Linked DNA regions of Homo sapiens: region 2 is linked to region 1. Evidence: chromatin loops called from intact Hi-C (ENCODE). Cell type or tissue: MCF 10A. All regions are shown on one strand.

What was found. Hi-C counts contacts between places; a loop is a spot of excess contacts. Peaks named below come from ENCODE experiments on the same cell type or tissue, not always from the same donor. Only the 100,000 strongest peaks of a DNase experiment are listed, where the experiment ranks them.
Region 2: a loop joins it to region 1, with 4 times the contacts of the local background. A loop is called at or near these places in 2 of 110 quality-filtered maps.

The regions. Positions count from the first base shown.
Region 1 is chr19:16,819,136-16,827,135 of GRCh38, reverse strand. LOC124904648 (a long non-coding RNA gene) reads left to right here and starts at 5,904. Exons shown (of 3, transcript XR_007067150.1): 1 at 5,904-5,945; 2 at 6,040-6,125. RefSeq lists an enhancer at 1,129-1,806. In MCF 10A, no CTCF peak of the experiment used is centred here; DNase peaks (open chromatin) are centred at 1,705 and 3,855.
Region 2 is chr19:16,729,273-16,737,272 of GRCh38, reverse strand. NWD1 (NACHT and WD repeat domain containing 1) reads right to left here. Exons shown (of 19, transcript NM_001007525.5): 3 at 5,995-6,081; 4 at 523-639. The coding sequence starts at 6,075. Among named protein-coding and RNA genes, the nearest start is that of NWD1, 13 kb to the right of the region's middle. In MCF 10A, no CTCF peak of the experiment used is centred here; a DNase peak (open chromatin) is centred at 3,132.

The sequences.
Region 1 (8,000 bases):
ACAAATACTTTAAAGAGAAGGTATACATGTAACAGTTCCTAAATTTCTGTTGCTATGACTGTGTAACAAATGAGCCCTTGACAATCCCAGCACTTTGGGAGGCCAAGGTGGGGGCATGCATTGAGGCCAGGAGTTTGAGACCAGCCCAGGCAACATAGCAAGATCCCATCTGTACAAAAACATTAAAAAGAAAGAAAAATGGAGAGAAAAAATAAAAACATTGTAAGGTCTGGGCTTTCTGTAAAAGAAAATAAAAAGCAGCTCAAGACTTAGAAGCTTCAAATGACAACAACATTCACGGGGCAAGTGGCTCATGGCTGTAATCCCAGCACTTTGGGAGGCAGAGGTGGGTGGATCACATGAGGCCAGGAGTTCAAGACCAGCCTGGACAAGATGGTGAAATCCCATCTCTACTAAAAATACAATAATTAGCCAGGTGTGGTGGCACACACCTGTAATCCCAGCTACTTGGGAGGTTGAGGCATGAGTATCGCTTGAACCCAGAAGGTGGAGGTTGCAATGAGCTGAGATTGCGCCACTGCACTCCAGCCTGGGGAACAGAGCAAGAGCAAGACCCTGTCTTGAAAAAAAAAAAAAAAGAAAGAAAAGAGACATTCATTTTACTCTTCAATCTGCAATTTGGGCAGGCTTGGGAGGAATAACTCAACCTTGGCATCAGCTGGGTGGCTCAAAGTCTGGGGGCTGGAATCACCTGAATGTTTGCTCACACATATGTATGTCAGTTGCTACAGGCTACAGGCCGAGACCCTCGCTGGGGCCGTTGCTTGGAATACCTACATGTGGTCTCCTTGCAGCCTGAGCTTCTTCACAACTACCGTTCTAAGAACAAGTGAGCGTGTGAGCCAGGTGGGAATCATATCATCTTTTCTTTTTCTTCTTCCTCTTCCTCTTCTTCTTCCTCTTCTCCTTCTCCTTCTTCTTCTTCCGGAGATGGCAGGGGTTGGGGTGGGACTCAGGGTCTCAGGCTGGCCCAGGCTGGCCTCAAACTCCTGGACTCAAAGGATCCTCCCACGTCAATCTGTTGAGTAGCTGGGACTACAGGCATGCATCACTGCACCCAGCTCCCATATTACCTTTTCTCACCCAGACTCGGAAGTCACGCAGAATCATTTCCATTGCATTCTTTCCATACAGGCTGTTACAAAGTTTTTCCTAAATTCAAGAGGAGGGCAAATGGCCAAGAGTATCATGTGGGACAGGAAATATGTTGTGGCTATTTTTGGAAAATACCACCTGTTACCTAGGGAAACCTAACCCAGTCTTGCAGGAGATGAGGGAGGCTTCCCAGAGGAGGTGGCATTCTAGCTGAGATCTGAAGAATGCGTAGGCATTCATCATGAGAAAAATCACGAACAGCTGTGATTTTTGAGGTGGGAGACAGCATGGTACATTTCAAGAGTTTTTTTTTTTTTAAGACGAGTTTCCCAGGCTGCAGAGAGGGAGGGGAAGAAAGAGAGTACAAGATAATCCCGGAGCAGCCAGAGGAGCGGAACACACAGCACCTTATGCACTGAGTTCAGGCTTTAGCATTCACGCTGGTGGAAACCATCCAAGGGCTTTGAGCGGAGGAGCTGCAAGTTCAGGTTTGCATTTGAAAGTGATCACTCTGGCTGCTCTGCAGGAAAGTGATTGGAGCGGAGCCAGGGAGGGTGGAGGGAGGCTGTTTCATCATTTAGGCAAAGGACGATGGTGGCTTAGACCAGGATGGGAGCAGTGGAAGTAGAGAGCGGTGGGTGGAAGGGAGTGGTATTTAGAAAGTAAAGCATGGAAGATTTGTGGCTCCCAGCCAGGAAGAGCAGCGAAGGCAGACTGAACACTCTGTGGCCACCAGATGTCTGGACAGTCCGTTTCTTACCAAAGCCTCCCAGTGTTACAGGAAATGGGTCCCGATCCAGACCCCCCAGAGAGGGTTTTTGGATTTCACGCAAGAAAGAATTCAGGGAGAGTCTGTAAAGTGAAAGCAAGTTTATAAGGAAAATAAAGGAACAAAGAATGGCTACTCCACAGACAGAGCAGCCCCGAGGGCCGCTTATTCCCCATTTTTATGATTTATTTCTTGATGATATGCTAAACAAGGGGTGGATTATTCATGCCTCCTCTTTTTAGACCATAGAGGGTAACTTCCTGACGTTGCCATGGCATTTCTAAACTGTCTTGGCGCTGGTGGGAGTGTAGCAGTGAGGACCACCAGAGGTCATTTTGATTTGGGTAGATTTTGGCCGGCTTCTTTACTGCAACCTGTTTTATCAGCAAGGTCTTTATGACCCGTATGTTGTGCTGACCTCCTATCTCATCCTGTGACTAAGAATGCTTTAACCATCTGGGAATGCAGTGCAGTAGGTCTTAGTCTTATTTTACCCAGCCCCTATTCAAGTCGGGGTTCCTCTGGTTCAAACACCTCTGACACTGTTACGGGAAAGGGGTCCCAATCCAGACCCCAAGAGAGGGTTCTTGGATCTCACGCAAGAAAGAATTCAGGGCCAGTCCATACAGTAAACTGAAAGTAAGTTTATTAGGAAAGTAAAGGACTAAAGAATGGCTACTCCATAGACAGAGCAGCCCCCAGGGCTGCTGGTTGCCCTTTTTCTTAGACAGAGTCTCGTTCTGTCGCCCAGGCTGGAGTGCAGTGGCGCCATCGTGGCTCACTGCAAGCTCCGCCTCCCAGGTTCATGCCATTCTCCTGCCTCAGCCTCCCGAGTAGCTGGGACTACAGGCGCCTGCCACCACACCTGGCTAATTTTTTTTGTATTTTTAGTAGAGATGGGGTTTCACCATGTTAGCCAGGATGGTCTTGATCTCCTGACCTCGTGATCCGCCCACCTTGGCCTCCCAAAATGCTGGGATTACAGGTGTGAGCCACAGCGCCTGGCCGCCCATTTTAATGGTTATTTCCTTTTGAGACGAAGTCTTACTCTGTCGCCCAGGCTAGAGTGCAGTGGCGCGATTGCAGCTCACTGCAACCTCTGCCTTCCAGGTTCAAGCGATTCTCCTACCTCAGCCTCCCAAGTAGCTGGGATTACAGGTGCGTGCCACCACGCCTGGCTAATTTTTGTATTTTTAGTATTAGAGACGGGGGTCTTATCATGTTGGCCAGGCTGGTCTCAAACTCCTGACCTCAAATGATCTATCCACCAAAGCCTCCCAAAGTATTGGGATTACAGGCATGAGCCACCGCGCCTGGCCAGTTATTTCTTGATGATACGCTAATCAAGGGGTGGATTATTTATGCCTCCCCTTTTTAGACCATATAGGGTAACTTCCTGATGTTGCCATGGCATTTGTAAACTGTCATGGCACCGGTAGGAGTACAGCAGTGAGGACAACCAGAGGCCACTCTTGTCTCCATCTTGGTTTTGGCTGGCTTCTTTACTGCAGGCTATTTTATCAGCTAGGTTTTTTTTGTTTGTTTGTTTTTGTTTGTTTTAGACGAAGTTTCACTCTTGTTATTCAGGCTGGAGTGCAATGGCGCAATCTTGGCTCACTGTAACCTCCACCTCCCAGTTCAAGTGATTCTCCTGCCTCAGCCTCCCGAATAGCTGAGATTACAGGTGCGCACCACCAGGCCCGGCTAATTTTGCATTTTTAGTAGAGACGAGGTTTCTCCATGTTGGTCAGGCTGGTTTCAAACTCCCGACCTCAGGTGATCCACCCACCTCAGCCTCCCAAAGTGCTGGGATTACAGGCATGAGCCACCGCGCCAGGCCAGTAAGGTCTTTATGACCCGTATCTTGTGCTGACCTCCTAACTCATCCTGTGACTTAGAATGACCTAACCATCTGGGAATGCAGCCCAGTAGGTCTCAGCCTTATTTTACCCAGCCCCTATTCAAGATGTTGTTGCTCTGGTTCAAATGCCTCTGACATCAGCAACCTATTAGTCATCGTCCTTGAGGGCCAACAGAGTTGTCCCACAGTGTGCCCCTCCCCACAGGGAGTGTGGCTTCTACTCAAATTTGTTTTCTCTCAAATGATCAGCAAAGGCCCTCTTTCATTTGGGGAAGAGGAAACTGTTACCGAAAAGGGGTCTTCATCCAGACCCCAAGAGAGAGTTCTTGGATCTCATGCAAGAAAGAATTCTGGACAAGTCCATAAAGTAAGTTTAAGAAAGTAAAGGAGGCCAGGTGGCTCACGCCTGTAATCCCAGCACTTTGGGAGACGAAGGCAGACAGATCGCTTTTTCTCTACAAAAAACAAACAAACAAACAAAACAAAACAAAAAATTAGCCTGGCGTGGTGGTGCACGTCTGCAGTCCCAGCTATTTGGGAGGCTGAGGCAGGAGAATTGCTTGAGTCCAAGAAGTCAAGGCTGCAGTGAGCCATGGTCGTGTCACTGCTCTCCAGCCTGGGAAACAGAGCAAGATCCTGTCTCAAAAAAAAAGAAAAAAGGCTAGGTGCAGTGGCTCATGCCTGTAATTCCAACACTTTGGGAGACCGAGGAAGGCAGATCACCTGAGTTCAGGAGTTCGAGACCAGCCTGGTCAAGATGGTGAAACCCTGTCTCAACTAAAAATACAAAAATTAGCTGGGCATGGTGGTGGACGCCTGTAATCCCAGCTACTCGGGAGGCTGAGGCAGGAGAATCACTTGAACCTGGGAGGCGGAGGTTGCAGTGAGCCGAGATCGCACCATTGCGCTCTAGCCTGGGTGACCAGAGCAAAACTGCATCTCAAAAAATAAAAATAAATTTTAAAAATGAAGAAAAAGAAAGTAAAGGAATAAAAGAATGGCTACTCCACAGGCAGAGCAGTGATATGGGCTGCTCGATTGCATATACTTACAGTTATTTCTTGATTATAGGTTAAACAAGGGATGGATTACTCATGAGTTTTCTGAGAAAAGGGGCGAAGATTTCCCAGAACTTAGGGGTCCCTACCCTTTTAGAACCTATAGGGTAACTTCTGGAAGTTGCCATGGCATTTGTAACTGTCATGGCGCTGGTGGGAGTGTCTCTTAGCATGCTAATGTATTATAATTAGTGTATAATGAGCAGTGAGGACAACCAGAGGTCACTTTCACACCATGCTGATAAAACCCTGCATCCTGGCCCGGCACGGTGGCTCACGCCTGTAATCCCAGCCCTTTGGGAGGCCAAGGTGGGCGAATCACCTGAGGTCAGGAGTTCGAGGCCAGCCTGGCCAACATGGTGAAACCCCCATCTTTACTCAAAAAAAAAAAAAAAAATTAGCCAGGCGTGGTGGCGGGCGCCTGTAATCCCAGCTACTCAGGAGGCTGAGGCAGGAGAATCGCTTGAACCCAGGAGGTGGAGGTTTCAGTGAGCCAAGACCATGCCACTGCACTCCAGCCTGGGTGACAGAGCAAGACTCTGTCTCAAAAACAACAACAACAACAACAACAACAAAAACCCTGCATGGGCCGGGCGCAGTGGCTCACGCCTGTAATCCCAGCACTTTGGGAGGCCGAGGCAGGTGGATCACCCGAGGTCAGGAGTTCGAGACCAGCCTGATAAATATGATGAAACTCCGTCTCTACTAAAAATACAAAAATTAGCCAGGCATGGTAGCATGTGCCTATAATACCAGCTACTCAGGAGGCTGAGACAGGGGAATCTCTTGAACCCAGGAGGCAGAGTTTGCAGTGAGCCAAGATCGCGCCATTCATTGCACTCTAGCCTGGGCAACAAGAGCGAAACTCTGTCTCAAACAAAAACAAAAACAAACAAACAAACAATGCCCCCCGACCCCCACCCCGCCCCAGAATCCTGTTTTATCAGCAGGGTCTTTGTGACCTGGGTCTTCCGTCCACCTCCTACCTCACCCTGTGGCTTAGAATGCCTAACCTCCCGGGAATGCAGCCCTGCAGGTCTCAGCCTCATTTTACCCAGCCCCTATTCTAGATGGAGTAAGCTTGTTTCAAACGCCTCTGACAAAACCACAAGCCAGTTCCATCTGGGGCATGTGTGTACATGTATGTATGTGCACACATGTGTATATTTATCATGAGGACAATAGTACAAAGACATCTTTTAATTTTATTTCCATTTATTTATTTTCTGAAACAGGTACTCGCTCTGTTGCCCAGGCTGGAGTGCAATGGTGCAATCACAGCTCACTGCAGCCTTGACCTCCTGAGTAGCCAGGACTACAGGTACGTGCCACCATGCCTGGCTAATTTTTTATTTTTATTTTTTTTACAGACAGGGTCTCACTAAGTTGCCTAGGCTGGATATTCTTATTTTTATCAAACATAAAAAGGTGCTACTGGGCCAGGTGCAGTGGCTCAAACCTGTAATCCCAGCACTTTGAGAGGCAGGCGGATCACTTGAGGCCAGGAGTTTGAGACCAGCCTGGGCAACACAGCAAGACCTCATCTCTAAAAAAATTTTTTTTGTTTTTTGAGACAGAGTCTCACTCTGTCACCAGGCTAGAGTGCAGTGGCATGATGTTGGCTCACAGCAACCTCCATCTCCTGGGTTCAACTGATTCTCCTGCCTCAGCCTCCTGAGTAGCTGAGACTACAGGCGCGCACCACCATGCCCAGCTAATTTTTTGCATTTTTAGTAGAGACAGGGTTTCACCATGTTGGCCAGGATGGTCTGTATCTCTTGACCTCATGATCTGCCAGCCTGGGCCTTCCAAAGTGCTGGGATTACAGGTGTGAACCACTGCACCTGGCCAAAAAAAAATTTTTTTAAAAGACAATCTGAGTCTGAGTCTGAGTCTGAGTTTGAGGTCAGAGATGAAGCATCAGAGAAATACAATGCTGCTGGCCTTGAAGAAGGAAGCAGCTGTTTTGCAAACTGCCTATGGAGAGGGGCAGCTGAGGTCTCCACTCCTATAGCTTTGAAGGGCTTAATTCTGCCAAGAATCTGAAGGAGCTTGGATGAAGACCCTGAGGCTCTCAATGAGAGCCCAGTCCGGCTGACACCTTGTGAGATCCTGAACAAAGAATCCAGTCATGCCATGCCCAGACTCCTGACTTGCAGAAATTGTAAGATAAGAAGTGGATGTTATTTTAAGCTTCTAACTTTGCAATAATTTACTAAGTAGTGATGGAGAATGGACACACCTATGAAGTATACTTGTCAAAAATGTCTATCCTGGGCCAGTTGCAGTGGCTCATGCCTGTCATCCCAGCACTTTGGGAGGCCAAGTCGGGTGGATCACTTGAGGCCAGGAGTTTCAGACCAGCCTGGCCAAAATGGCAAAACCCTGTCTCTACTAAAAATACAAAAATTAGCCTGGTGTGGTGGCGTACACCTGTAATTCCAGCTACTTGGGAGGCTGAGGCAGGAGAACGGCTTGAACCCGGGAGGCGGAGGTTGCAGTGAGCCGAGATCGCACCATTGCACTCCAGCCTGGGCAACAAGAGCAAAACTCCGTCTCAAAAAAAAAAAATTGTCTCTCCTCTGATAAGGAAGTGTCAATGCGAGTTCATCCATTGTAACAAATGCACCGCTCTGCGTTTGTTAGAGTGAGGGATGTTGATGGAGGAGGCTGTGCATGAGGGGTGCATAGGGTAGATGGGAAATCTCTGCACCTTCCACTTAATTTTGCTGTGAACCTAAAACTACTCTAAAAAAAGAAAGCCTATATAAAAGATGTTTACCCTAAATTTAGCCAAGCTTTAAGACCAAGGGTAGGCATATATACATAAGTATATGTGTGTGTGTGTGTATGTATATATGTGCATATACACATATGTATATACATATGTGTGTGTATATATACATATATACATATGTATGTGTATATATACATATATACATATGTATGTGTGTATATACACACATATATACGTATATATGTATATGTGTATATATATGTGTATATATGTGTGTGTATATATGTGTATATATGTGCATGTATATATATAGACACGTATATATTTGGTAAATATATATATATATTTTGGTAAAGGGCCAGATTAGAAATATTTCTGATGGCCAGGCGCCATGTAATCCCAGCACACTGGGGGGATCGCTTGAGCCCAAGAGTTGGAGACCAGCCTGGGCAATATAGT
Region 2 (8,000 bases), 90 kb after region 1:
AGAAAAAAGACTCAGGAATATCATTCAATTTTAATAGCCAAAACCATTAATTGTGGACTGGAGATTGATTTTTTGATAGAAGGGGTGCAATTGGAAGAGAGAGGGGAGAAGTCCCCACGACCTGAAACCAGTGGGCACATGGAGGAAAAAAAATATCCCAAGACCCTGTGGGTTTCCACCTTTTCCATGGCTTTCCAGGATCCCAAAGTTCTATAGACATAAAGTGGAGGGGGTGGGGAAGGTGGGAGAAAGTCCAGATCAAATTCCAAGATTCCTTCTGGCTTCAACATTCTACTCTCCAAGCCACCTGCTGCTTCCATTTGACTGCTAATGTCTGGATCCCATTCAGCTCTGCAGAAAGAGTTCTGTGATTGATTAGTAATGTCTGCCACAGGCAGGCCATAGGGATAAGGTACGAAAGCAGAAACGGTACCTACTTCCCTCTGCTGATCAGTTTGTCTAGAAAGCAGGGGGCATATCCTGGAGGAGTAAGAGCTAACCCATTCCTCCCAAGACACTCACAACAAAAGCTGGCCCTATGGATGTTTTCCAACACCGGTCAACCTCCTCCAAGCAGAGTTCTGTGGTCAAGTGGTCAGTGGCTTCAATGTTCCGAATACCCCACCTCAGATCAACGACCTGGGAAATAGAAACACAAGTTTGTCAGAGAGGTGGCATGACAGGTGATTTGTTTTTTCAATCCCTTTTGACAAAGCAGAAAGTTTCTTTCAAAAATTTTTGACAGCCTCTTCCTGTAGGGGGATGTCTGGATTAAAAGAACTTGAACCAAATTCATAACCTCAGTATAATCATGAGAAAAATAACAGACAGACCCAGACTAGAGGGAAGGGCGTTCTTCAAGATGCCCTGCCAGTCAAAGCCAAGCATGGTGGTGGGCACCTGTAGTCCCAGCTACTCGGGAGGCTGAGGTAGGAGGATCAATTGAGCCCACAAGGCAGAGGTTGCAGTGAGCTCTTATTGTACTACTGCATGCCAGCCTGGACAGCAGAGCCAGGCTCTGTCAAAAGAAAGAGAGAGAGGAAGGTAGGAAGGAAGGAAGGAAAGAAGGAAGGAAGGAAAGAAGGAAAGAAGGAAAGAAAAAGACTGCCAAGGTCATGAGAAATAAGGTGACTGAGAAATTGACACAGACCAGAGGAGACTAGGGCAATAAGACAACGAAATGCAATGGGGTACCCTGGATGGGGTTCTTCACCAGAAAAGACTTAGATAGAAGAGCTGGCAACATTTGAATAAAGTCAGGAGGTTAACAGTCATGTACCAATGTTGATTTATCTTTTTTTTTTTTTTTGAGTTGGAGTCCTGCTATGTCACCCAGGCTAGAGTGCAGTGGCGCAATCTTGTCTCACTGGAAAATCCTTCCTTCCTTCCTTCCTTCCTTCCTTCCTCCTTCCTTCCTTCCTTCCTTCCTTCCTTCCTTCCTTCTTTCCTTCCTTCCTTCCTTCCTTCCTTCCTTCCTTCCAGTGGCATGATCTTGGCTCATTGTAAATTTTGCCTAATGGGTTCAAGCGATTCTTATGCCTCAGTCTCCTGAGTAGCTGGAACTACAGGCGCACACCACCATGCCTGGCTAATTTTTTGTATTTTTAGTAGAGATAAGGTTTCACCATATTGGCCAGGCTGGTCTCGAACTCTTGACCTCAGGTGATCCACCCACCTCGGCTTCCCAAAATGCTGGGATTACAGGCATGAGCCACTGCCCCCAGACTGATTTCTTTCTTTCTTTCTTTCTTTTTTTTTTTGGTCAGGGGGACAGAGTCTTGCTCTGTCACCCAGGCTGGAGCTTAGTGGTGCACTCTCAGCTCACCACAACCTCCGCCTCCCGAGTTCAAGCAATTCTCCTGCCTCAGCCTCCCGAGTAGCTGGGATTACAGGCGTGCACCACCACGCCTGGCTAATTTTTTTGTATCTTTATTAGAGATAAAGTTTTGCTATGTTGGCCAGGCTGGTCTCAAACTCCTGATCTCAAGTGAACTGTCTGCCTCAGCCTCCCAAAATGTTAGGATTACAGGCACGAGCTACTGCACCTGTCCTCAAAGTTCATTTCATAGTTGTAACAACATAGTTGGTTGTGCTGTGGTTAGGTAAAACGTTAGGAGACACAGAGTGTGGGGTGTATGGGAACTCCGTACTGTCCATGCGTTTCCTGTAAGCCTAAATTCCAAATTCAGAAGTTTATTTATAAACATTTAGTCGGGCACGGTGGCATGTGCCTATAATCCCAGCTACTCTGGAGGCTGAAGCATGAGGATTGCTTGAACCCAGGAGTTCAAGACCAGGTTGGGCAATGTAGCAAGACCTCATCTCTAAAAAAATAAAAATTAAGAAATAAAAAAGCAAGTTAATTAAAATAAAAAAATTAGAACAGAGGCAGGGCAAAGTGGCTTACCCCTATAATCCCAGCACTATGGGAGGCTGAGGGAGGAGGATCTCTTGAGGCCGGGAGTTTGAGACCAGCCTGAACAATATAGGGAGACATTGTGTCTACAATAAATAAATAAATAAATAAATAAATAAATAGCCAGGTGTAGTGGTGTGTGCCTGTAGTCTCAGATACTTGAGAGGCTGAGACAGGAGGATCACCTGAGCCCAGAAAGCTGCAGTGAGCTGTGATTGCATGCCTGCACTCCAGCCTGGGTGACAGAGCGACACCCTGTTGCAAGAAAAACAGAAAAAGAAAAAAGAAAAAAAAAAAGAAAGAAAATCTTTTTTTTTTTTTTGAGATGGAGTCTTGCTCTATCACCCAGGCTGGAGTGCAGTGGCGCAATCTTGGCTCACTGCAAGCTCCGCCTCCCGGGTTCACGCCATTCTCCTGCCTCAGCCTCCGGAGTAGCTGGGACTACATGCCCGGCTAATTTTTTGCATTTTTTAGTAGAGATGGGGTTTCACCGTGTTAGCCAGGATGGTCTCAATCTCCTGACCTCGTGATCTGCCTGTCTCGGCCTCCCAGAGTGCTGGGATTACAGGCATGAGCCACCTCGCCCTGACAGAAAAGCTTTTTTAAAAAAGGAACTTGGCCATTTTCAAACTGTTGCTTTGAAAGCAAGGACGTGTCCACACTTGTTCACAAAGCTTTCCTTGCAAAGGAGGGTGTTTAGTTTGGCCAGCACTGGACGTACCAAGGTCTCCTTGGCAACCGCACGCTTGCAGTTCATTTGTGCCTGCTCGCCATGGGGAGGCTGGGCAGAACAGCTCAGTTCAGGTAGGCAAAGCTGACCCTGTGGAAGGCTGGGGTGACAGGGAGACAAAGACAACTCGGAACAGTCCCTGCCTCCCTGAATTCTTTAGCACCGAGAGAAAGACACATAGATTCTTAAGACAAGTGGTGAGAGGCCAGCAGTACTCAATGTGACTGGAGGAAGAAAGGGGGAGGAACAATGAGTTAGAGGAGCAGGAAAGGAAAAGGGGTCAGGAGCCAGCCTCTGGAAGGAGCTTGTGCTTCTGGAGGGACCGCCGTCTCCCGATGTGCGTGTGGAGGATGTTGACAGCATCCGCGTCAGAGGACGGGCATGGGCATTAAACAGAAAAGCTTGACCATTTCATCAGCTCTCAGTGCTGATGCTTCCATAGTGCCTTTGACATTGAACTATGTCTCATGATCAATGGTGGGCAGAGTGGAATTTCCAGCACTGCTTCTTTCTTAGTAATAAATATACAAACCATAACGATCATGCATCTTTTTCCTTTTCTTTTCTTTTTTACCCAAAGAGCCACTTGATTTTTTTTTTTTTTTTGAGACAGAATCTCATTCTGTTGCCTAGGCTGGAGTGCAGTGGCGTTATCTCGGCTCACTGCAACCACCACCTCCCAGGTTCAAGCAATTCTCCTGCCCCAGCCTCCCGAGTAGCTGGGATTACAGGTGCGTGTCACCACATCTGGGTAATTTTTGTATTTTTAGTAGAGAGGGGGTTTCACCATGTTGGCCAGGCTGGTCTCGAACTCCTGGCCTCAGGTGATCTACCCGCCTTGGCCTCCCAAAGTGCTGGGATTACAGGCATGAGCCACTTCGCCCGGCCCAGATTTTTTTTTTTTTAAAGACAGCATCCCAATCTGGCACCCAGGCTAGAGTGCAGTGGCTCCATCACAGCTCACTGCAGCCTCAAACTCCTGGGTTCAAGTGATCCTCCCACCTCAGCCTCCCCAGTAGCTGGGACTACAGGTGGGCGTCACCACACCCAGCTCATTTTTTTAATTTTATAGAGACGGGATCTTGTTATATTACCCAGACCGGTATCAAACTCCTGGCCTCCAGCAATCCTCCTGCCTTGGCCTCCCAAAGCACTGGGAATACAGGTGTTAGCCACTGTGCCCGGCCTCATCTTTTAACCAAATGGGACTTTGGTGCAATGAATCATTCTCATAAGCAGCAAGGAGGCAGCCCTCAAGTTAAGCTGAGACTCCAAAGATGTTCATCAGTTTCCACAGGGAAATGTGCAGGCAGAAACATCCCCGGTTAGCCAGGGATAGCGCTGCATGTCTGTAGTTTCAGCTCCTCAGAAGGCTGAGACAGGAGGATCCCTTGAGCCCAGAAGCTCAAGGTTGCAGTGAGCTGTGAGATCACACCACTGCACTTTTTCACTTTTTCTTTTTTTTTTTTTTTGAGATGAAGTCTTGCTCTGTCATCCACTGGACCTCATCTGAAAAAAAAAAAAAAATTCCCTAGCCAGGGATTGGTACAAGGAGACAGCATTAGGGGCTCCTACTGTTTTGGGACTGTGCCAAACAGGTACACCATCAGCGTTCTAGAAAAAGGCATGTCCAACCTCCATGCCCATCCCCCATATCGCAAAGCCCTCTTATACTCCTCCTGAAGCCCAGTACGAAGAGGGCCAGGAAGCTCTGAAGGCAAGACAAAAACAGCAGCAACAACAACAGACAGTTAAATGACATGTCCAAGGTCACACTGCAAGGGACACAGCGATGAATCTGTGTTCAAAAGCATTCACTCCTACTCACTTTTCTACACCACCTGCCATGCTAACCAAGCACGGTGCACATGGCTGTAACCCCTCCATCTGCCTTTTTTTTTTTTTTTTTTGAGACGGAGTCTCACTCTGTCACCCAGGCTGGAGTACAGTGGCTTGATCTCAGCTCACTGCAATCTCTGCTTCCCAAGTTCTGGCGATTCTCCTGCCTCAGCCTCCTGAGTAGCTGGGACTACAGGCATGAGCCACCACGCCCGGCTAATTTTTATATTTTTAGTAGAGACAGAGTTTCATCATGTTGCCTAGGCTAGTCTCGAGTTTCTGACCTCAAGCGATCTGCCCGCCTTTGCCTCCCAAAGTGCTGGGATTACAGGTGTCAGCCACCGCGCCCAGTCCCACCTGCCTTTTTATAGTCCCAAGGATTTTTATCTCCAGGGCCAGATCTCCAGGACCAACTACAGAATCTACGGGGCTCGGTGCAAAAAGAACATGTGGGACCTTTGTTTAAAAATCACTGTGAATTTTAAAACTCAACAGTAAAGCATTAAAAGAGTATGGATAGAGGGGCGTGGTGGCGGGCACCTGTAATCCCAGCTACTCAGGAGGCTGAGGCGAGAGAATCGCTTGAACCCTGGAGGCCAAGGTTGCAGTGAGCTGAGATTGCACCATTGCACTCCAGCCTGGGTGGCAGAGCGAGACTCTGTCTCAAAAAAAAAAAAGCATGGGGCTGGGCTCAGTGGCTCACGCCTGTAATCCCAGCATTTTGGGAGGCCGAGGCGGGCAGATCACAAGGTCAAGAGATCAAGACCATCCTGGCCAACATGGTGAAACCCCGTCTCTACTAAAAATACAAAAATTAGCTGGGCGTGGTGGCGCACGCCTGTAGTCCCAGCTACTCAGGAGGCTGAGGCAGGAGAATCGCTTGAACCCGGGAGGCAGAGGTTGCAGTGAGCCGAGATCGCACCACTGCACTCCAGCCTGGCGACAGAGCAAGAACTACGTGTCAAAAAAAAATAAAAAAAGCATGGAGCCCGGAGTGACTTCCAGTTACCTCAAACATCAAGCCGTGCCTCTGGCAGAAGGTCTGGCACTTCAGGGTAGGCAGTGCTCTGCAGGGCTTCCCTCTCTGCATCCATATCTGCAAGGAAGGGCATGGAGGGTATTAGTGGAAAGGACTCAGAACTCTTCCCAGCCTCATAGCTCTGCTTTTATTTTATTGATTTACTTTTGTCTTTTTTCCCCTTTTTTGTGGAGAATGGGATCTCGCTATGTTGCCCAGGCTGGTCTCGAGTTCCTGGCCTCAAGAGATTCTCTCTCCTCTGCCTCCCAAAGTGTTGGGATTACAGGCGTGAGCCACTGCGCCTGGCCTGCGGCTAAAGCCTCATCTGCTGCCACCATCTCAAAAAAAAAAAAAAAAAGAAAGAAAGAAAAATAAAAAAAATCGCAATAGGCAGTTATTTTATTTATTTTGTGGAGTCTCCTTATGTTTCCTAGGCTGGTCTTGAACTCCTGGACTCAAGCCATCTTCCCACCTCAGCCTCCCAAAGTGTTGGGATTACAGACATGAGCCACCATACCCAGCCCTGTATATATTTTTAAAAAAATGTTTTTTAAGGGACAGGTCTCACTCCATCACCCAGGCTGGAGGGCAGTGGTGCAATCATAGCTCACTGTAACCTCAAACTCCTAGCATCAGTCAATCCTCCCACCTCAGCCTCCTGAGTAGCTGGGATTATAGAGGGGCACCACCACAGCCATATATATTTTTTTAAATTTTTTGTAGAGAAGGAGTCTCACTATGTTTTCTAGGCTGGCCTCAGACTCCTAGGCTCAAGCAATCCAATTGCTTTGGCCTCTCAAAGCACTGGGATTACAGGAGTGAGCCACTGTGACCAGTGGATTATATCTTGTTTGCCATTGTACCCCTTATGCTTAACCAAGGGGCACAATAAATAAATACATAAATAGATTTTGGGTTTTTTTTTTGTTTTTTTGTTAGTTTGTTTTTTGAGACGAAGTCTTACTCTGTCACCAGGCTGGAGTGCAGTGGCGTGATCTCAGCTCACTGCAACCTCTGCCTCCTGGGTTCAAGCAATTCCCCTGCCTCAGCCTCCCAAGTAGCTGGGATTACAGGCGTGCACCACCACACCTGGCTAATTTTTTGTGTTTTAGTAGAGATGGGGTTTCATCATGTTGGCCAGGATGGTTTCAATCTCCTGACCTTGTGATCTGCCCACCTCGGCCTCCCAAAGTGCTGGGATCACAGGCGTGAGCCACTGCGCCCGGCCCATAAATAGTTTTAAAAAGTACTTGCAGTTTGTGAAGAGTGCTATTGAAAACACACGGGTGGGCTGGGCTAGAGAATAACAGGGACAAATCTTTCTTTCTTTTCCTTCTTTCCTTCCTTCCTTCCTTCCTTCCTTCTCTCTCTCTTTCTTTTCTTTTCTCTTTTTTTATTTTTTGAGACAGAGTCTCGCTCTGTGCCCAGGCTTGAATGCAGTGGCACAATCTCGGCTCACTGCAACCTCCGCCTACCAGATTCAAGGGATTCTCCTGCCTCAGCCTCCTGAGTAGCTGGGATTACAGGCGCACACCACCACACTGGGCTAATTTTTGTATTTTTAGTAGAGACGGGGTTTCACCATGTTGGCCACGCTGGTCTCAAACTCCTCACCTCAGGTGCCTCGGCCCCCTAAAGTACCGGGATTACAGGTGTGAGCCACTGCACCCAGCCTATTTTTTTTTTTTTTTTACTTTTTGTAAAGATGGGGCCTCGCCATGTTGCTCAGGCTGGTCTTGAACTCCTGAGCTCAAGCAATCTGCCCACTTCAGAGGGACAAATCTACTTTACATCGAGGGGCAGAGAAGGGCTCCCTGAAGACGGGGTGTTTGCACTGAGACCCAAAGGATCAGAATAAGAAGGAGAAGAGGGAACCGTGAGAGTGATAGTCCTGATATGGGCCCCAGGGCCTTGTGGGTTCCCGGATCTATGGATTCTGGTGTGGATATGACAGGTAGACAAGGGAGTGACCACATGAGATAAGGTTGGGGAGGTGA